Regions from separate parts of the Homo sapiens genome. Here region 2 is linked to region 1. A link is an interaction called in ENCODE POLR2A ChIA-PET data of the cell type or tissue named here. Cell type or tissue: HepG2. All regions are shown on one strand.

Evidence for each region. ChIA-PET counts read pairs that join two places held together with the same protein. Peaks named below come from ENCODE experiments on the same cell type or tissue, not always from the same donor. Only the 100,000 strongest peaks of a DNase experiment are listed, where the experiment ranks them.
Region 2: POLR2A ChIA-PET joins it to region 1 with 12 read pairs; 3 of 35 experiments call an interaction of 5 or more read pairs at or near these places.

The regions. Positions count from the first base shown.
Region 1 is chr16:57,371,921-57,374,420 of GRCh38, forward strand. It overlaps CX3CL1 (C-X3-C motif chemokine ligand 1), which reads left to right and starts at 570. Exons shown (of 3, transcript NM_002996.6): 1 at 570-718. The coding sequence starts at 649. In HepG2, a CTCF peak has its summit at 570; DNase peaks (open chromatin) are centred at 481, 1,151 and 1,771; H3K4me3 peaks cover 2,500 bases.
Region 2 is chr16:57,470,709-57,473,208 of GRCh38, forward strand. POLR2C (RNA polymerase II subunit C) reads left to right here. Exons shown (of 9, transcript NM_032940.3): 9 at 267-1,301. The coding sequence ends at 411. It overlaps DOK4 (docking protein 4), which reads right to left. Exons shown (of 9, transcript NM_018110.5): 9 at 1,214-2,500. Among named protein-coding and RNA genes, the nearest start is that of POLR2C, 9.3 kb to the left of the region's middle. RefSeq lists an enhancer at 2,282-2,500. In HepG2, no CTCF peak of the experiment used is centred here; a DNase peak (open chromatin) is centred at 1,383.

The DNA of each region.
Region 1 (2,500 bases):
ACTCAATCCTTCTTTCAGCAGACCCTGCACCAAGCCCCTGCTGACTTCAGGCTCCCTGCTGGGCTCTGGAGATGCATAGATCAACAAGGTCCCCCAGGAGCTTGGGATTCTAAGAGGGGAAATTTAGGGGTCCATCCTGATGTGGGCGAGGCATTCTCTGGATCAAAGAAGAGCTTGTCAGACCCAGGATGGAGGGGCCCTGAGTCTCTCCCGGCCCCTTGGCGCCCCGCTCTCTATTCCACGGCCTGCTGGCCTTTTGTGTGTTGCCCACTTAGGATCAAGGGCCCCAGGCCAGATCCTAGGGCATGTTCCCAGCTTGTGGCAGGAGAGGAGGCCTTTGTACCCAGGCAGGCCCAGTCCAGCCTCCCGGGGAAGGTCCCAGTATGACAAGCCTAGGATGGTGAGAAGCCCAGGGACACAAAGCCGGCTTGGTTCCTTGGCAACATCCTGAGGAATCCAGCGGCTGCACACTGGCTCCCTTCCTCTCCCCTCCCACCCTCCTGCCTGCGGGGGCTGGAGGCGGAGGCAGCCAACCCCATTATAAAAAGCCACAGATCTCTGGCGGCGGCAAGGGGACAGCACTGAGCTCTGCCGCCTGGCTCTAGCCGCCTGCCTGGCCCCCGCCGGGACTCTTGCCCACCCTCAGCCATGGCTCCGATATCTCTGTCGTGGCTGCTCCGCTTGGCCACCTTCTGCCATCTGACTGTCCTGCTGGCTGGTAAGTGGGGCTTGACTTGGGCACAAACAGGGTAGGGAGCCCCCAGCCCCTTGTCTATCCCTCAAGCCTGACATCAGGGGCCCCAGACCCTGCCTGGGTAAAGCTCAAGGCCGGTGGCAGCCGCTTCCCCAGGGATGTGCGAGAGGGGGCTGGGCACCTCGCTTCCCCCAGATGCAGCGCTGGACAGATTTCCAGTTGCCAGCGACCGCCCTGCCTGGCCCAGCGAGCAAAGTGGCTGTGCCTGGAAGCACAGAGAGGTGGTGTGGGTGGCATAAGGGAGCCAGGTGTGGGTGTGCCAGGAGGGCGGGGGTGGAGAGAGCCTGCAGAAGCTCCTGCTGGGCACTGGGGTGGGAGGCCCTGGCTGACAGTGGCTGGCTCTTTCCATCAAGCGTTAATGTGTAACCCGCAGCCCTGGCCCTGGGCCAGGCCACAGTTGGGACTTTCTCCTGTCCTGTTTTCAAAGCCCCCAGGATTAGGGGGCCCAGGACCAGTGAAGGTCAAGGTCACTGCAGCTCATGGTTGGGGCTTGCCACTGCTGTGCTAGTCTATAGCCCCAGTTGCTCTGCCTGTGTCTACCCGTCATGCTGTCTTCCTCCTCCAAGCACAGTGTAGAAAATGCTTTTGCCTCTAGTCACTTGCTTACTGAAGCCCAGGACCTGGTAGGGGTACATAATTAACCATCCTACCTGATATGGATAAGATGGAGGCCCAGAGAGGTTTAGAAACTGGCCTGACAATGCACAGCCAGCAAGTAGGGCAGGAGAAGGTAAGACACATGGGACTGAATGCAGGAGAGAGCACAGATGCACACTCACCACCTCTGTGGGCCACATCACCTCCATGAACCGCTAGCCAGCCCCCTCCTCAGGGAGTGCCCCCACCATCTGGCAGGGTGACCTTCAGAGAAGGTGGGCACACAGCAAGTCTGGGAGAATGAGAAGTAGTCCCCACTGTCCAGATATTTCCATGGAGCAAACTCACCCTGGGGCAGGGAGCAGGTGTGTGGGTGGGTGGGCACGTGAGAGTGGTGGAGGCAAATTCCTGCTGGCTTCCTGCTGTCTGGGCTGGGGCCCTGAAGCCTGAGGTGTCTGCGGACAGTGAGATCTGGAAAGCAGGGAGTCAGATGGCGGCTGCTTTGCCACAGTCCTGTTATGTGACCGTGAGCAGGGTCTTGCCTCCTCTGGTCCCAGTTGCTGCATCTTTAAATATAGCTATTACCTCTCCGGTGGATTGGGGGAGGGTGACGAGGTTCCAATGCCTATGGAGGTGTTTTGAAGAGGGCGGAGGAGGAGGATTACTTTTACTAAGCTGAGAGAGGGAAGGGTCCTAGGCTAGGATGGAAAGGGGACACTGGGGGACCCTGGGTGCTCAGACTAGCAGCCTGAGGCTTTAGAACCAGGCTTCTGCCCTCATCTTGGTCATTGGCTTTACTGGAAGATCCTGGGCATTATTGGAACCTTTCTCAGCCTCACTTTCTCCTCCTGTAAAACTAGGCATTTGACCAGGCTCACCTTGGAAGTCCTCTCCCACGCTGACATGTATGGCTCTGAGAGGCCCTCGGGAGCCCCTGTAGGACAAGGGGGTGGTTTGGAAGCCAGAGAGACCCCGAGAGGAGGCTGGGGGGTTCGTAGCTGCTGCCCTGACTAGTGTGGGGCAGCTGCGTCAGTCCCCAAATGTGGGTTTGTGGGGCTGTGTCAGGCAGGAGGCTTCTGTACTTTATATAACAAACCTGCAGCTACGAGTCAGTGCAGAGCATTGCCCCCCCACTCCAAGAGCTGACGC
Region 2 (2,500 bases), 99 kb after region 1:
TCTCCTCAGGGGGCATGCATACATACAGAACTTTAGGATTTTCACAGGTACCTTATGAGGTAGTTGTAGCCTCCTTGAGGTTGTGCAAAGTGTGTTGAAACTACCCTATGTAAGAGGTTTTACATGAAAGGAAGTTAGCCCTGGCCCAAGGTCAAGTTCCATGTGGGAACAGAGCCAAGACCCGGAAGGAGGAAGGGTTGTCCATGGCCAGAGCTCGGGTCGGCCAGCCTGCCTCGCAGTGCACTCACTGGACTCTTGCCTCCTAGGTTTTACTACAATGTGGAGTCCTGTGGCTCTCTGCGTCCTGAAACCATTGTCCTGTCAGCCCTCTCAGGATTGAAGAAGAAACTGAGTGATTTACAAACTCAATTAAGCCACGAGATCCAGAGTGATGTGCTAACCATAAATTAACTGCAGCTTGCCTGCTTCAGCAAAAACGGAGATTCAGGCCAGCAGCTGGATATGGGGGTCTCTCTTCAGACTCTTCTCGTTTCTGAGAATCTAGTCTACTGTTGGTTGAGCTTCTTGGCAGGACATCAGTACCAACTAGAAGTGGGTCATAGATAGATTACCAGGGATGCAGTGGTGTTTAGGCAGGATAGGTCTTTACTGGCCCTGACTGCTGTTAATAATTGGCAGCAGTGCTCCCCAGATCCCAGAAGGTCCCTGCTGGAGTGTTTCCAGTGCACCTGTAGGGAACCAACTAGACTTCTCTCCTGGTTAGTCCAGCTCTTTACTCTAAACCCTTTCTGTCCAAAATGAGTCATTTTCAGTTGTACCTTAGATGTCTGGTGTTGAGGATCAAGTGCCATAGCCTTTATTCAGGGGGCCTATAAACCCTTCCAGTTCTTGCCCCAGGGCTGGCCTGCTAGCGCTTCAAATTCCCAGGTGTCCCTAATTTGAGAAGTAACCTTTTGGAATAGCATTAGACCCTGGCTGTCCCCTCCCCACCAAATAAACATGATATTTCATTCTCTGTCCAGCAGTCATGAACCCCTTCACCTCCAATGACCTGATCATTTAGTTTGGTGGGGGTGGGGGTGGGGGTGGGGGTGGAAGCAGCCGCAGGAGCAAGGGCCCCTCCCACATACACAGGAGGAGTATTTCATTTCTCCTTAATGAAGGCTCTGGCCCTAACCCCTCAGCACTGTCTCCAGATAGGAACATGCACAAAGCAGTTAATTAGGCAGCCTGGAGAAAACCAGAGATCCAGTACAGAAAGGAAAGGATATTTATTGATTAACAGAAGTTGTCTTTTTAAAAGTGTTTATTTTTGGCAATAAAGAGCACAACATAATCTCCTTCATGCGTCATCGTGCCACTTAGCTGAGCCAGCCAGCTCTGCCTCCCTCCCCAAAGACCTTTGGACCCCAGTTCCCCTCTACAGGCTAGCTCATCCCTCTGGGTGGTCATTCCCCGGGTCACGTTGAGAGCGAGGCTGACTGCACCACCTCCCTAGCTCAAGGGCTCCTTTGGGAGGGGCCGCGTGCTTTATCATCCTCCTGCCACAACTCAAATAGTGGTTATTTACAAGAAGGTCTGTTCCCACAAATCAGGACCCTAAAGTATTAAAAAACAAAACCCAAAAAACAACAAAAAACCCCACACAACCAAAAGTTTGACGTGAATAGAAAGATAGCCCTTCTGCATGGTAGTCAACAAATACCAGCACTAGAAAATCAATTGCTTTAATTGCATTGCAGCAGGGAGCCTCAGCACCATGTGGGGAGGAGGAAATGGGAAGGTCTTGGTTTCAGAGTGCTTTTGGCTGGCCAGAGGGTGGCCAAACAGGGCAAGGGGGCTCCCTCTGCTTGGGCATTGTCCACCCCTGGTCAGTGAGAGGGGGGCAGCAGGGGTGCTCCCCACGGCAGTCCTGCTGCGGCCTTCCCTCCTGGCCTATTCCTGGGGCAGGAACAAGCTCCAGCCTTCCTCCACATGGCTGAGGTAATCAGCACCCCTACCCCAGGGGCATCTTCCCAGCCTACAAAGCAGGAAGGAGCCTGTGCAGAAGTTACATTTTAAAACCAGATTTTCACCTGAGGCGTCAACCAGATGTCACCTCTGCTTAAAACTCCAACTGCAAGGCTGGCAAGCAGCACAGAGGAAGTGCAGATCCTTCCTGTGTCACTCCAGGCCCAGAGGAACTGAGAAGCCACCTGCTGTTCCGGCCCTTGGGCTGTCTGGGAAAAGCCAGCAGTCAGAGTGCCAGCCTCAAGCTCTGATTATCCCCCTCCTGTGGCCCTGGTAGTTCAAGCAGGTCCTGGCAGCAGGAGGGCTGTGCCATGGAGGATGGACACGACTGCACTCATACTCAAAAACAGCCTTGACCGTGGCCTGGTCATGGGATTAAAAAATTTGTGTGTATTGGTGGGGAAGGATGGGGTGAGGGTGAGGGGATCTCATTGATACAGAGTATGTCATAAGCCATATATATTAAAATCATTAACAGTATATAGTCCCACGGTAGCTCCAACCCCTCACACATGCTCAGGTGGTGTGG